Regions from separate parts of the Homo sapiens genome. Here region 1 is linked to region 2. Evidence: chromatin loops called from intact Hi-C (ENCODE). Cell type or tissue: psoas muscle. All regions are shown on one strand. Each heading gives the region's core, and the rest is flanking DNA. Links, peaks and the distances in the headings are about the cores only.

Region 1 (8,337 bases), core at 309-8,308, 310 kb after region 2:
AAGATCTTCAAAAGAAACGGGAAAGGCTCTTCAGGAAAGGGAAACAGAATAGAAGGAATAAAAAAAGAACCCTCCATTCTCTGGCTCTACCGTATGGCTTTTCTTCATCCTTCAACCTAAACGCAGTCCTTGGCTCCCTTTCTTCCCACTCTATACCTTTTTCGTGGATGAACTGATCCCGACACACAACTTCATTTATCACCTCAGTGGTTAGGCTCTTAAATCTCTATATCCAGCTCTAAAATCTCCCTGAAATTCCAAATTTGAATGTCCAAGAGTTTCCTGTAGGCTGTGTCCCCTTAAATATCACATTTAAGTATTTCAGACATGACATCTTCAAAACAGACACTTGTCTCGGATTAGAAATTCCACCCAGAGGCCGGGCATGATGGCTCACACCTGTAATCCCAGCACTTTGGGAGGCTGAGGTGGGCAGATCACGAGGTCAAGAGATCGAGACCATCCTGGCCAACATGGTGAAACCCCATCTCTACTAAAAGTACAAAAATTAGCTGAGCGTAGTGGCATGCACCTGTAGTCCCAGCTACTCGGGAGGCTGAGGCAGGAGAATCACTTGAACCCGGGAGGCAGAGGTTGCAGTGAGCTGAGATCGCGCCACTGCACTCCAGCCTGGTGACAGAGCGAGACTCCATCTCAAGAAAAAAAAAAAAAAAAGAAAAGAAATTCCACCCAGAATTATTGAATTCTTTACTCATCAGGGGCATCACTGCTGTTTGAAGCAGCCAACTTTGAAACTACAGTTCCCTTTGACTCCTCCTGTATCCCAGTCATTGTGCTAGATGGACCATTGGCTCTTCAGCACCATTCCCACTCTATTCTGTGTTGCAGGGGCTAGAAGCCTGGGAACTACATTTCCCAGAAGGGACTGTTGCCAGAAGTTCCCAGGTTGGAGTCTTTCAGTGACAAGCAGTTTCATGAGATCTGGGAGACTAGAAAAAAGTAAAGGCTTCCCTGGCAGTGGAAGCTGATGTCTGGACTTCATGATTCACATCGGGATTCACTCAACAACGTCTTTCTGTCTCTAGTCCACTCTGCTGCCTCCTGAAACCATAATACAAACTGCCAGCTGCCCTACAACACTAATACAGTTCCCTATGCCAGAAATGTATATGACTAACTTTTGCCTTTTTAATACCTACACCCTCAAGGCTCAACCTCAAGTCTGTTGCCCTGAATGAGGCCTTCTTCAGCTGCTCCAACACACATAGCTGTCGTCTTCCATCATCACCTGGGTTTCCTGGAGCCCTTAACTACACTACAATTTGCTTTTTCTTTTCTTTTCTTTTCTTTTTTTTTTTTTTTTAGACAGAGCCTTGTTCTGTCACCCAGGCTACAGTGCAGTGGCACAATCTCGACTCACTGGAACCTCCACCTCCTGAATTTAAGCAATTCTCATAATTATCATGCCGTAGCTAATAGTAGCTGGAATTACAGGTGCCTGCCACCACACCTGACTAATTTTTGTATTTTTAGTGGAGACAGGGTTTCGCCATGTTGGCCACTCTTGTCTCAAACTCCTGGCTTCAAGTGATCTGCCCACCTTGGCCTCCCAAAGTGCTTGAATTACAGATGTGAGCCACTGTGCCTGGCCAACTTGTTTGTTTTTCTAGAGACAGGGTCTCACTCTGTTGCCCAGGCTAGAGTGCAGTGGTGTGGTCATAGCTCACTGAAGCCTCAAACTCTGGGCTCAAGCCATCCTCCTGCCTCAGCCTCCGGAGTAGCTAGAGCGACTACAGGATTTATATTTTGAATACAGGTTGAGTATCCCTCATCTGGAATGCTTGGGACCAGAAGTGTTTCCAGTGTTTGGATTAGGGATGCTCAGCCTGTAGTTTTATGTGTCAAGTCCTTCTCCCCGACAACTAGATTATAAGCTCCTAGAAGGTAGAGGATTCTATTTTTTATCATTCTATATTAAACCTTTCAGTTAATGCTTATTGACAGCCTGGTGTGGAATATCAGAAGCTTAATATGGGAAAGTCGTCAAAAGAAGAAAGGGGTGGTTTGGGGGGCCAAGCATAGGACATCTGTGGAGTTGGCTTAGAGGGGCTCTTTATTGACTTCGGATGTGGAGGGAGAAATTTTAGTTAGGGGATAAAAGAGGAGAAAAACTGCAGATGCTACAGATCATACTGCTGGAGAAGTTTGCCAGTAATGAGCAGGAAAAGCAGTAGTAGCCAGAAGATTGATAGGCTTCCAATAAAAGATTTTCAGTAAGAGAAAGGAATAGTGCTATTAGTGAGGGAGAGATTAGTCCATTTTGAGGAAATGAATGTTAGAAGCCAGACTTGCCACAAAATGAAGGTTTCTTGGTATAAGACCTAGTATGTAATCAAGTGAGGTGTTGAATTGTAGATACTCTTTACAAGATGTTTGAGTGTTGAAGAAGATGGAGGTTTAAGTGTTGAAATCATGGACTAGTGCCATTAAGCAGCTCTTTGATGAGGAGACAGAACACAAAGAATGAGTAGGACTCAACTCGTGAGAAGAGTCAGGAGGGCTCCAGATAAGGGAAAAGCTAAAGATACATGGGAGAGCATGCGCCATGATTTATACAAGAGCCAAGACCGCTAGACTGCATTGGGTTCATACTGATGAACAGTGGAAAATAAGAGCTTCCTAGGTAAAGATGGCAGAAAGACCCGATGAGCAGAGCAAAGGATGCACCTTTGACTTGATGAGTGGTCATTTTAGGCTTTTGCATGTGGAGGAATGAGAGAAAATGTAAGCTCTAAGATAGTGGCGCAGGGCAGAGTATATGGGGAGAGAAAGGTGTGCAGGCACAGAAGGGGACTGGAACGGGTGCTCCTACAGTGTAGGTGGAACATCTGCAACCAGGCTGCCTTCCTGAGCCATGTAAATTATGGTCAAAACATGTCACTGATGTCACTTCCAGTTTAACCCATTGAACAGGAAGATGAGGCTTGCTGTACACCCCAGTTGCAAAGGTAGACAGACTAAAGAGGGTTCATTGCTGGCATTTTGGGTGAATCAGTGATAACATTGTAAAAGATTTTTTTTTTTTTTTTTTTGCCCTTCCAATTTTCCAGAAGCTCCACTAAGTTGTCCTATTGTCAGCATTTTTCACTTAACATTTAACTATATCCTTTGAAATTTAAGTAAGTTTTGAATACCATTTCCTGGGCTCACAGTCTGGAATGGAAGTGGATATACAGCTCTCATGAGTCTGTAAAATCTAATTCTGTAAAAGAAAGAACATATATACATGGTCTGGACCAAGGCTTTCTCGTGTGGTCATGCATTAATGCACCACGTGATCCCAAAGGGTGCTCACTACGTCACAGACAGCCTAGACTTTTTTTTTTTTTTCCAATAATTAGGATTTCACTTTGTCACCCAAGTTAGAGTGCAGTAGCATGATCATAGCTGACTGCAGCCTTAACCTCCTGAGCTTAAGGGATTCTCCCACCTCAGCCTCCCAAGTAGCTAGGACTACAGGTGCACACCACCGTACCCAGATTTTTTTTTTTTTGGTAGAGGTGGGGTCTCGCTATGTTGCCCAAGCTGGTCTCAAACTCCTAGGTTCAAGTTATCTTCCCAACTTGGCCTCCCAAAGCACTAGGATTATATGCATGAGCTACCATGCCTGGCCCTAGTCTTTTTAAATAAGCATTTTACCACTTTTTAGACAGTCAGAGAAAGGAGTACCTTTTCCTAATTTGCACTAAGTTAACATTAATCTCGGGGTTCAGTAGCTCTCCAGCTGTATAAGATGATGGAGTCTTTCTTTATATACAGGCTAGAGTTCAGAGTGAAGACAGCTTTAGGAAAATGGAATCTCTTACCTCCTCCACTTCTTCTTCCAAAGGTTTATGAAAACCCCAGATGAAATCATGAGTGGCCGAACAGACCGTCTGGAGCACCTAGAGTCCCAGGAGCTGGATGAACAAATATACCAAGAAGATGAATGCTGAAGGAACCAACAGTCCACCTCAGCGGGCCAGCAGCCCAGGGAACCCCTGCCCACCAGGATTGCTGGAAGTGTGACGGAGCAGGCGGGCTGAGGAGAGTGGAAAAGGAAGCGACCCAGAAATGGCAGGGACACTTCTCTTGCAGACCAAGAGGGACCCTGGAGCACCTTAGACAAACTACCCAGCACAGGCGGGGCTGGAATTCTGGCGGAGGGCATGAGCCTGGGACTCCATGTCACGTTTCCTTCTGATTTGGAATCTCTCCATCTGTAATTCCTCACCCTCACCCTTCCACCGTTGTTAGTATCATGGTGTTTTTGTTTTTGTTTTTGTTTTAAGAACCTGCAGTTTGACTCTTCATCGTTCATCTAGGGGAAGACATCTGATGTTGTTTTCCTATGGAAATATATATCTATTATATATATATTTTTTGCAAATCTCACAAAGTGCGGCAAGCCCAGCTGGTCAGGAAAGAGAATACTTGCAGAGGGGTTCAGGTTCCTCTTTTTCCTGCCACGTGGATCAGGTCTGTTCCTGTTACTGTTGGGTCTTGGCTGAAAAAAAAAAATGCTTTTAAAAAAGATAAAATGAAAAGGAGAGCTCTCTTTTTCTCTCTCTTGCTCTGTTCTTCCCTTGGTCCCCTCTGTCCTCCCGCCCTGCCTGCAGTTGAGATTCAGATGCCTTCTGACAGAGTTCAGCCTCTTGGAGAGTCTTGGGGATTGTTGGCACCTAAACAGAATCAGTGACCCGGGTGCTTTGTGGCCAGCAGCACAGAATCAAACCCGCATCCCAGCATTGGGCCACCCATCTGAGGGAGGCCAAAATCATCACAGATGCTGCTGTGCTGCAGACAGATACATGCTAGTCCAGAGAGCCGCCCCTGAGATGGCTGTGAGAACCATGTGTCTAAGGCGTAAGATAAGGATGGAAGGCTGTCCAAGTTATTTGGAAGGCCTCGGCAGCTTGGGATTAGCTTGGGAGCGCAGCGCTGCAAAGTGGAAAATATGAAAAGACCACACAGGCCCAGCAGTCCAGAAACTGGGCAAAAATATTCTGCAGTGGGGATTTATTTTTCCAAAGCAGGTAACAGAGGCTAGTGAGAAAGAAAAGCTCCTCTCTGCTCCATTCCAAAGGCCATCTTGTGGTCAGTTTCATGCCCTCACCTGATTTTTTTTTTTTTTTTTTTTTTTCAATTCCTAACCTTTTTTAAAGTTTCCTGGTCTCCACTGGACACAGAGCTTTGGAGACGGAGGATCCCAGAGGGCAGTCTCAGTTGCAATCAGTGTGTGCCCAGCCTGGGCAGACAGGAAATTCCTCGGATACATTATTTTTTCTTTCTTTCATAGCTGTGTCTCAGAAAGGACCCATTTGTGGCTCTTTTTCACCTCAAAATAAGATCGATGGTATCTTGTAAAATGAGGGTAGTGCCACTTCTTAGTATTTTTGAAAGCTGTTTTAGATTTTTTTTTTTTTTCCTTTTCTAGCCATCTAAATTGACTCTTCCAATATAGGTCTCAGAAATCCAATATTTGGAGTACAATTTCTTTTAATCCAGATTACACCTGCCTTACAAAGCACCCCCTCCTTGTTCCCCTCTGTTTCCTCTACTCAGTTGGGGGAGAAACTCACAGCTCCTCCGGGATACATATGTGCCCTCAGCAGCAGCTCCCAGGTGAAGTTACCAGACCCCTGGGCTTCTCCCCAGCTTTTTCTGAGTTGAGTCAGACATGTAGAGTTTGGGTCACACAGGCAAGAGGAATTTTCCCTCGGCCTTACTGACAAGGACACCAACCTAGGGTGCAAACAGATGGACTATGGTTCAAGGACACTGGAATTGAGGAGCTGATCAAGGCTCTCTTCAGCCTTGCTCTGTCCCTGCCTCTTATCAGAGCACAGGTAGACACACGGGCATAGCCAGCCCACTCCTACTGTCACAGGCGCCCCACCATTCAACCTTCCGGGAGGTCAGGGACCTTCTATATGAGGCGAGTGGGTCTCAGTCTGCTTGAATGGTGATGAGATTCTGCTGGATCTCAGCACGCTGCAGGTGTCTTTTGAGAGCATTCAGTAGGACATGGTGATCCCTATTTCAGCCTCTAAGATGACTGGTATTCTATCTGAAATGCAGAGATTAAGCCAAATACCTGATGTATTGTGAAAGCCACTGATTTTAAGAATGGAGAGAAAGGGATTTTTTACTGCATCCCTCTGTATGAATATGAAATCAGAGACCAGGGCATGATGTTGCTAGGATTAGAGCCTCTCAGTCTGGCCTCTTCACCCAAGTGCAAGAACTCAGTCTCTTACTGTTCAAAGAATCTTAACAGTTGAATTATGGAGGGAAATTCCCTTTTGCCCCAAGCATTTCTATATTTAAAGCAATATCCCAGGAGAATATGTTAGACTTAGGATGATACCTTCAGCCACTTGAAGAAGAAATAGAAGGCGCTCATTCCAATATAGTCTTTATTTCCCATTCAGATACAGGTTGAGCATCCCTAATCTGAACAGTTAAAACCCCCAAATGCCCCAAAATCCAAACCTTCCTGAACGCTATGACACCATGAGTGGAAAATTCCACACCTAACAAACACATTTGCTTTCTTATGGTTCAATGTACACAAACTGTTTTATATAGAAAATGATTTCAAATATCATAAAATTACCTTCAGGCTATGTGTATAAAGTATATATGAGCCATAAATGAATTTTGTGTTTAGACTTTGTGTCCATCCCCAAGATCTCTCATTTTATATATATATATATATATATATATATATATATATATATATATATATACACACACACACACATACACAAATATTCCAGGATACAAAAAAAAACATTTAAAAATCCGAGACCCAGAACACTTCTGGTCCCAAGCATTTCAGATAAGGGATATCAATCTGTACTACCAATAAGGATTTCGTAATTCCCCTAACTGCAAATGTCCTCTTCATTTGTTCTTTATGAGAAAACCCGGGTAGTGCCAGCACCTGGATACAGTATTTACACCCTGCAGACCCTAAAGATTTCAGATTCAGTTAGCAAACCTTGATGAAGCACCTGCTGGACACTGAGGGACCCAAAGCTCAATCAGCCATAATCCCTGCTTTCAGAGTTTATATTGTACCTGCCTAATCCACCCGGCGTGACTCATTTCAACACTAAGTACTAGGGGTGTTGTCAGGAGACAAATCTGAAGTCAGGAGAGGAAAATGCAAAGGAGCCCTGCCGTGTGATGGATGTGCATTCTCACTTGGGTCTTGAAGTTCTCATTCCTACATCTCAAGCTAGCCAGGCAGTCTCCTCTCTATCAGAAGAAAGCACTGGTAATTGGCTAGACTGGCTATGTTGAAGGTAACATGAACTCTAAGATCTTGACCCAGGGCGACTTGGTTTTGCTTAAGGTGGCATCACCAATGTTCCAAATCCTTTAGGGAGATGAGGGTATCCCCACAGAAAAAGAGGAATAATAGACCAATGGATTTTCTCCTTTCACCAGTATGTTTGGAACCCTCTGATCCAATGTCTTTTGATACTGATCTCTTGTCCAAATGAGAATGTCGCTTTAGCTGAAATTCAAATGGCTGTGACAATTTACCGAAATGATGAAGTAACCACCATTCCCACCTTTCACTGCCTAGGCTCCAAGTCTGAATACATTTTTGAAATAGGAACTCCCTTTTGCAAAAAAGAAACCTGGGTGTCAGGGAGGTGAAGTGACTTGCCCTAGGAGCAGACAGCATGCCAAGAATGGAATTAGGCTCAGGATCCAGCCTGGGCTCACCCTGTGTGGCTCATTCCCACCCAGGAAACTGAAGATAAAAGATTTGGGAAAACACACCAAGAAAAAGGGGCAGTTTTCTTTGCCCAAGCATTTGGTGCTAGTTAGAGGCTGTTCACTCTCTCCTGCTCCTCTTCGGAGTAGAAATAAAGGCTGTGACACAAGGAAGCCAGTGGGGTGGGAGGGAGGCACCATAATCCCTCCCTAAAACCCACAGAAGACTAACCTGATACTCTTTTGACCCAACTGCATCAACACTAAACAGCTGCAGACCCCCTGAATCTTTCACACATGCCAAGTGAACATTCTTGATGATTTCTCTTTGTGACCGCAACCACCTGCAAACCAGAACGACTCTAGAATTTCCTTCCCCGCCCCCCTTTTTGTTTAGTTTCTAATCTCTTGTTTATGAGGTGTGGGGTTTATAAGGGACTGAATCAAATGAATGTAACAAAAAAGAAAAAAAAAACAAAAAAAAATGCCTTTTCTCAGGGCCAGTGAGTTGCAAATAATTTTTAAAGAAAAGCCTATAATTACATCATCTCAATAAATTTTTTATAAAAAAAAAAAAACCATGAAGTCCAGAGTCTCTGTTTT
Region 2 (8,337 bases), core at 182-8,181:
CCTCTACTCATTAACCTCCATCCTCCTTTGCCGGACAGATTCCTCCCTTTGTCTTTGGTGCAGTTGTTTGCAGACCAAATTTGTTGTAACACGCCCCTAGTATTTCAGTTTTTACTTCAAGGTGATTAAAAGATTTTCATCTAGTCAAGTCCCTCCTACCAATGAAATTCTTGTTAATAAAAGTTTCTTTATCACCTCACATAATTCATTGTTCAATGAATATTTTTGTTCCTATAGTGGGTTAATATTTTGATATTCAACTATGTGATTTTTCTTAATTCCTCTTACTTATCTTTTCTTTCCCCACCATTCAAGGAGTGTTAGGGTTTTAGAAATACAGATACAAAGATGATACAGAGAGAACAATTAAATCTTTAACCTGAAGCTCTTGAGAATAATTCTGTAAAGTCCATAGCAGAGAAAAAGGTCTTAAAAGTCATTGCTTTCCATTATTAGAGCCAGAGACTTAGAGAAACATGTTATTTAAATCCCCAAAGTCAGACTTTAAATATCCAAAGCCAGTCCCCCAGAGGGCCAAGTACATAATATTTATACTAAAACCACGGAAAGAAATATGTGATGTCCTAAGAACCATGTCCTGCTCAGAAGAAGATCAAAGCTTGACCAGCAGGCAGGAAGGTGGGGATTAATGAAGGATGTGCTAAGGGTTCCACCGCTAGTGGGACCCAGTGTTATCACTTCCTCCCCCAAGGGCAACCCTTTGCAGAGAGGCATAATAAGCTCAGATGCATGCATGTGTGGCATTCCGTAGCAAAAAGAACTATTACCTGCCTTTCCAGACAACCCAAGCAACTGTAACCCTCACAGAGGACCCCTGAATCCACCTGGGCAGTAGAACAGTGATGATGAGGGCTGGGACTGTTAACATCAGTTCTTTGGTATGTGGTATTGGAAGGAGGTGGAGCAATGAGTAATTTTTTGTTTGTATGCTCCAAGACTGTTTGGCTTGAAAAAAAGGGTATGATCTAGTCATGCAATATTTTTTAAACAATAAAATAAAAATGTGAAAAGAAAAAAAAAGTGGATGTGAGAAGGGAAAAAAAATCTCGTAAGCTTAGCAGTAAGTTTCAAAAGAAACTCTCTAAAATTTTTATTTAAAAATTAATATTGGTTAGATGCAGTGGCTCACACCTGTAATTCCAACACTTTGGGAGGCTGAGGTAAGAGGATTGCTTGAGACCAGGAGTTTGGGACCAGCCTGGGCAACATAGCAAGACCCTTGTCACTACAAAAAATTAAAAATTAGATAAGCATGGGAGTGCACATCTGTAGTCCCAGCTACTCAGGAGGCTGACTAGGATGACTTGAGCCCAGGAGGTTGAGGTTGCAGTGAGCCATGATTGAACCACTGCACTCCAGACTGGGTGACAGAGCGAGAACCTGTCTCTAAAAAATAAATAAAAATGAATCTCATTTTGAATAATCAGACTTTCACTTCTCTCTTTTCATCTCTTAACTCTGCACCTCTGATTAAAGTGATGAAATTGAGTAAAATGAGAAGAAAAAGGGAGCTTCTTAAAATAAGCCACATTGTGGAATAAACTCAAGAATTAAGATCTGATCTTGCTAGGTTTTGAGTCTTAATTTTCAAGGACCACTTTCAGTTGTGGTTGTGGGAGTTGATCCCCTTTTCTCAACTAATGCCCGTTAACCTGGAAATTTCTCTATTCCTTCATTCTCTTCTGTCCCCACCCCGAAACCACACCCCACATCTCTTTCTATTCCCCATACCATGCACATTCACATGCCCAGAACTTCTTATCTTCTTGTCTTTACCCTAATTTCTTTTTCTTTCTTTCTTTTTTTTTCGAGAAAGAGTCTCACTCTGTAGCCCAGGCTGGAGTATGCAGTGGCTGATCTCAGCTCACTGCAACCTCCACCTCCTAGGTTCAAGCGATTCTCCCACCTCAGCCTCCAGAGTAGCTGGGACTACAGGCGTGTGCTACCACGCCCGGCTACTTTTTGTATTTTTAGTAGAAACTGAGTTTCACCATGTTGGCCAAGCTGGTCTCAAACTCCTGACCTCAAGTGATCTGCTCACCTCGGGCTCCAAAAGTGCTGGCATTACAGGTATGAGCCACCGCGCCCAGCCTTTCCCCTAATTTCTTATTATCCCCTACCTCTAGGCTTCCCCATTCCCCTTTCTCAAGATCTTCTTTTATCCTCAAGACCACATGAGACATCATAACTTCATTGTGAGAGGCATTAATCTACTGGATGGAGCACATGTGGGGAGTATCTGGGGTCTATACCAATTTCCATAGTAACCTTTTTCAGGGAAATCACTTCATCCTTAAAAAATGGGATAAAGGAAAGAAATAAGGCTAACCACCCTGGGCTACATCCAAGAACAGTGCAGAGATATGGAGGGTTCCAGGCTGTGTGAAAGACGGTTCATAACTGCTACTAATTGTAGCTAGGAAAGAGAGGAAAGGAGAACACGAATTAGAGCCTGAGAATGGAGAGAGAGCTGAAGGAGTTGATGGCATGATTTGTCAAGCTAAAGGAAGAAAGAAAATGAGTCAAGAAACAGAAGGTCACAGAAGAAATTCAGCAATTAATTTGTTTAATACTGTGCCATTCCACCCTTCTTCTCCCAGTTCAGTGCACAATCCCTGAGCTCAGGATATGCCCTTGAAGTTTCAAAGTCAGGAAGGATAAGCTGGGGTTTCTGAAGAGGAGAGTTTTGGGGGCGGGGGCCTACTAGATATAAAGAAATATGTGTGCCTACTTTAGTACATTTTCCATTACATGATTTGAGTGAGGGTAAAAAGCATAAAATTAAGCATTTCATTTTTAAAATGTGTATTCAATATTCCAAGAGTTATTCTTATCAACTTAAATCCAGAATAATTTTTCATGTGATGACAAGCAATGGGACATGGTGATGTCTATGATTTTGTGTCCGAGCAAGTATTGTACACTTGATTAATCTTTTCTGGATAAAACATTAGCAATTCTTGGGAAACCAAAGCTTGAAGCAGAGCAGAATGAGGCGTGACACTGAGTAAGTGGTGAACTTGGTGTCATTGAGCTCCTTTTTAGGGATTAAACCATCTCAGAATGCATTTGACTCACTTCAGGAAGTAATGCTGCAAAGCAAATGACCTACTTCATACTTAATCCCCAATGCTGCAACTTTGTGCAGCATTTTGAAGAAGCCCAGAGGACCTGATCCTAGACCACCCATGAGGAAGTAGTAAACCCCCAACACCCACAACACTGCCCCCACATGCAGAAGTGAGAACAGATTCAAAATTGTGTGGAAGTGCTTGCTGCGAGGGCTTTTGGCCTCTGCCTGCCCATGTTAAGCAACTTGGGCACACACCTCCAGTGTCTTGGCAAGAATCTCCAACTCCCACAAGAATGGGAAGAAAGCCAAAGAAGGCCAAAGAAGGCCAAAACTTTCTCCAAACAAGCTCAGTAGCAAAACTCTGTGGGAGAGAGAGAAGTAAGGCAATTGCCCTAGGCATATTGGGCAGATGAGTCAGCACCCAGCAAGAGAGGAGCCTGTAATTCTGGAGAAGTTAGGGCTGGTACCACCATGGAATTAGGTGGAGAGGAAGAGAGAATGTGTACTCATCAAGAAAAATGGATAGTCCAGCATGCAGACATGGAAATGCCCTCTTCACCGTCCTTCCTTTCCTAAGAAATTCTGGGTTCTAGGCCAGGTGCAGTGGCTCACACCTGCAATCTCAGCACTCTGAGGCCAAGGCATGTGGGACACTTGAGGTCAGGAGTTCAAGACCAGGCTGGGCAACATGGCAAGACCCCATCTCTACAAAAAAATTAAAAAATTAGCCAGGCGAGGTAGTGCACACCTGTAGTCCCAGCTGCTAGGAAGACTGAGGTGGGAAGATGACTTGAGCCCAGGAGTTTGAGGCTGCAGTGAGCTATGATCGTGCTATTGCACTCCAGCCTGGGCAGCAGAGTGATACCGTCTCTAAAATAAAATAAAATAAAATAAAATAAAATAAAATAAAATAAATTCTGGGTTCTCTGTCCACACCTGTAGTTAAACTCACTGAGAAGGAAAATACCAAGCATTGCACCAAAGTCTAAGAAATCACCACTAAAGAACTTACCCCTGTAATCAAAAACCATATAGACCCCTAAAAACTATGGATATAAAATTTTATAAAAGAAAAGAAAAAGAAAATGCCCAGCAGGTGGCAGCACTAGACAACTGAAGTAAAACAAGGCTGCAAGGCAACACGAAAGTTCATCTTGGAGACTTTGCGCTGTAACTTTCCTTGGTGGGATTTTATTTAGCTATCAGTGAATATCTCATAAGAAGGAATTTGTATCCCAGCACCTACCACAGTGCCTGACACATGCTGGGTATATGTGTTGACTGAATGCAGGCAGGCTGGCAGGCAGGAAGGAAGGAAGGAAGGAATTTTGACAACTCACCTAAACTAGAAAAATGTCATCATTTGAAATGGCCATATTCTCTTCTTATCCCATCATTACTATTGTCATTTTAATTAGTTTTAGTAATATTAATAAAGCATCCTACTAGATTAATTTTCTCTACTCACCCTTTTGACAACCTACATCCTTATTCTCTACTGAATTAAATTTTTCTCATCGCTTTTGGAGACTTTTATTAAATCTCAGGGTTAAAAAAAAAAAACTCAAGATTAGAAACACCACAGCTAGAATTCCAGTTTTAAAAGAAATTATTTGTCTTTGAATGTTGGTGTTTATAAGGAAGGCATTTATGAGTAGACTATCGTTCTTTGATTAGTTGTATTTTTTTTAACCAATGACTTGTTTGCAGACTGTGCTTAAGTTTTATTATTATTTAAAAAAAATTTGTTTTCTTTTATTGACCATCTCTGAAATATGCTATTGTGCAGTGGCTTGCGCTTTTTTAGAATCCTACTTAATAATAATTTAAGGTAATAAAAGTTAGAAGAAAGACTAAATAAACTAATAGATGATAAGAAATCACTCTGCCCATGCACTGTGCTATATTGGGTCAGAGTGATGACTTTCTATCACTTTCGAGATAGAGGAAGAAAATCCTCACCCTTTGCTTCACCAGATACAGAAAATGGCTACATTGGACACCCGAATAAGAGCTTCCAAATCTACCTATTAGAACGAAGGGTAGCCAAACTTTCCCTGAAAGCTAATGTTAGCTGAGCACGATGGCTCATGCCTGCAATCCCAGCACTTTGGGAGGTCGAGGCAGGAGAATAGCTGGAGGCCAGGATTCATGACCAGCCTGGGCAACACAGCAAAACCCCCTCTCTAAAAGAAAATGTTTAAAATTAGCCAGGCATGGTGATGAGCGCCTGTAGTCTTAGCTAGCTACTCGGGAGGCTGCAGTGAGAGGCTCACGTGAGCATAGGAGTTCAAGGTTGTGGTGAGCTATGATTCCATCACTGCACTCCAGCCTGGGCAGCAGCCAGATCCTGTCTCAAAAAAAAAAAAAATGCTAATGGTAAAATTTTTGCTAGTAAGAATAATGGCAGTTGATGACACTCAGTTGGAGCATGTAGTTGAGTTTTTTGAGGGCGGGTATGTTGTTTTATGTACTTTCATATATCCCTAGCATCTCACCTTGTGTCTGGTATATTTTAAAACCTCAATCAATATTTACTGAATGTGTGGAGACTATCAAGACATATGTCACTGAACAGTGGTACTTGAATCAGAGCCACGTTCTCAGCAGAAGAAAAGAATAGAATGGCAGATCATGGGAGTCACAATTCAGCAGACTTATAAGAATGGGCCCAGAGCCAAAATAATTAGCATCATCTGGAATTGGTGACACCCTAGATTATCTCTTTCATCTTAGGAACTCCTATCCTCACCCTGTTCAGCTTTGTTACACATAGCCATCTTGCTGCTGCTTTTACACCTTTATTGTGTATTAAATGCAACTTTCCTGAACTTGAAGAGCCTCTGAGTTCTTCTTATCAATAAGGGGAATGTTCTGAGTTATCATGTGTCTCCCTAATTCTGGAGGAATAGTGTATCTAAAAACAAGCATCTTACATGTTGATGTTCCCTGCATCAAGCTTAATTCCTATTCTATTTTCATTCTGCATGCTCTCCCCAGGCAAGTGCATCCCCACCCATAATTTCTAAACCAGGAACTGCAGATCTTTACTTGTGATTGCCATTGTTTCTTGAATTTCAAATCCATACATATAGCTAATTTCCCATAAGAAAACTCTACCTGGGCATACCATATATTAATAGCTACCTTAAATATATCATATCAAAGATCAAATCCACAGGCTCTGATTTAAGATGGCAGATTAAGCACATTTGTTTATCTTTTTCCCAAAAACCATATTGAAATCATAGTAAAAGAATAAAAAGCATGTCAGGCACAGTGGCGTGCACCTGTAGTCCTAGCTACTCAGAAGGCCAAGGCAGGAGGATTGCCTGAGCCCAGGAGTTCAAGTTCAGCCTGAGCAACATAGACCTCACAAAAAAAAAAAAAAAAAAAAGGAAAGGTAAAGAAAGGAAAAGGTATGAACACTCCCCCCACCCAACCCAACCAAACAAAGAGAATGGAAGGGAAGCTAATGGAGGAATAGAGGTTACAGCAAAGTTCTAGAAGTCAGGAGATGGATGAAGAGGGATGACTGATGATGATCAGAGCTGATGAGGAAGCTGCAGCCTAGTACCCCTGAGGGATGAGACTACAGCCAAAAAGGGAGCCGATCTGTCTAGAATTAACTCAGAAATTTGTCTCAACTTGGAGACTACAGTTCTACAGAAGGCAAGAGTAAGAAACAGACAACCAGCAAAAGCACATTAGCATCTTCAGAGAAATTAAGAATGACATTGCATCCATAAAACAAGAGCAAGATAAAAGACATGAATGCCAAACGTCATGCTTCTCCACAACCTGTGTCTGTTCCTGCGCCTCCTGTCTCAGTGAATGAATGCTTCCATCATGCACCCAGTTTCCCAAGCCAGAGAGTTGAAAGTGATCCCTTTATTCTTCCCTTCTCTTTATGCCTCATTCAATAAACTAAGGGTTGATTCTACCTCCTAAATATCCTTTGTATTTTCCCCTCACCTCTCTTCCCCACAGCCACTGCGTTTAATAGACCTTTCTTACGTCTTTCCTAAATTCTAGCAATAACATTTATCCCTGCTCTATCTCTAGTTTGAAGCCTTCCCAAACCTTTCTCCAGGATCATAATCCCCAGTTTCAGTCAACCCAGCATCTGGCATACTGCCCTTCAACCAGTGAGTGTCTAATTGTCATTTGGATTGAGTAATACCTGACCATCTGTCCAGCCTGCAATTTTTACTGCTCCATACTTTCTTCTTTAAATCCCAGAAATATGGACTTACTTTTAGTTCTTTCTCAAAACATGTCTCCTTTTTAAAACATGTGCTGTTCTCCCAGCCCGAAACCCGCATTCTCGTTGTTGGCATAGAAACTCCTTCAAGGCTCAGCTGAAATGTTACTTCCCCTGAGGAAGTTCCCTAATTTCCCCTGGACTGACATGGGTATTCATACTTTATATGCCCTGGGAATATCTCATGTGCCTTCTCTACAGCACTTTTGTGTTGAATTGTAAGTTCCTGTTTCCCCAGACCCGACTGTAGCCTCTTTGAGGGCAGGAACCAATCCTCTGAGCTTGGTATCCCTTGCACATATGCGGCATAAAGGAGTGGTTATAATCACAGAATTCTATTTTTTAAGATAGAAGGAAGCTCAAGAAATTATCTGTATAGTTCCTATCCTTGAGCCAATGAAATATTATCATTCTTATTTATTAATTGAGGCAACTGAAACATGCAGATGAAGCAATTTATTTAAGGTTGCAAAGTGAAGTGCACAGGCTTACGTGGGCAATGGGGACAGAGGCAGGGAGGGGAGAGAGGGTGATCAGAACTAACATCCCAATTTCCTTCTTACACAGTGCTCCTTCCACCTCGTGAACACACCTCTTACCAATCAATTGCCATTTACTGAAGAAATCCACCTTGAAAAAAGAAAAGGAAAGATAAGCAACAAAAATATATACATTGCCCAAACTGACAAGGAAATTACTTTCTTTAAAATAATGACAGGCCAGATGCCGTGGCTCACGCCTGTAATCCTAGCACTTTGGGAGGCCGAGGTAGGCAGATCAGTTGAGGTCAGTAGTCTGAGACCAGCCTGACCAACATGGTGAAACCTCGTCTCTACCAAAAAATACAAAAATTAGCCAGGCGAGGCCGGGCGCGGTGGCTCACGCCTGTAATCCCAGCACTTTGGGAGGCCGAGGCGGGCGGATCACGAGGTCTGGAGATCGAGACAATCCTGATTAACATGGTGAAACCCCATCTCTA

What was found. Peaks named below come from ENCODE experiments on the same cell type or tissue, not always from the same donor. Only the 100,000 strongest peaks of a DNase experiment are listed, where the experiment ranks them.
Region 1: it touches region 2 in a loop (4-fold over the local background); 31 of 110 quality-filtered maps call a loop at or near these places.

What each region holds. Positions count from the first base shown.
Region 1 is chr12:11,887,091-11,895,427 of GRCh38, forward strand. It overlaps ETV6 (ETS variant transcription factor 6), which reads left to right. Exons shown (of 8, transcript NM_001987.5): 8 at 3,851-8,287. The coding sequence ends at 3,956. Among named protein-coding and RNA genes, the nearest start is that of BCL2L14, 180 kb to the right of the region's middle. In psoas muscle, for the core only: a CTCF peak has its summit at 5,078; no DNase peak of the experiment used is centred there.
Region 2 is chr12:11,577,172-11,585,508 of GRCh38, forward strand. No RefSeq gene overlaps it. Among named protein-coding and RNA genes, the nearest start is that of LINC01252, 33 kb to the left of the region's middle. RefSeq lists an enhancer at 1,698-1,897. In psoas muscle, for the core only: a CTCF peak has its summit at 4,173 (motif pointing right); no DNase peak of the experiment used is centred there.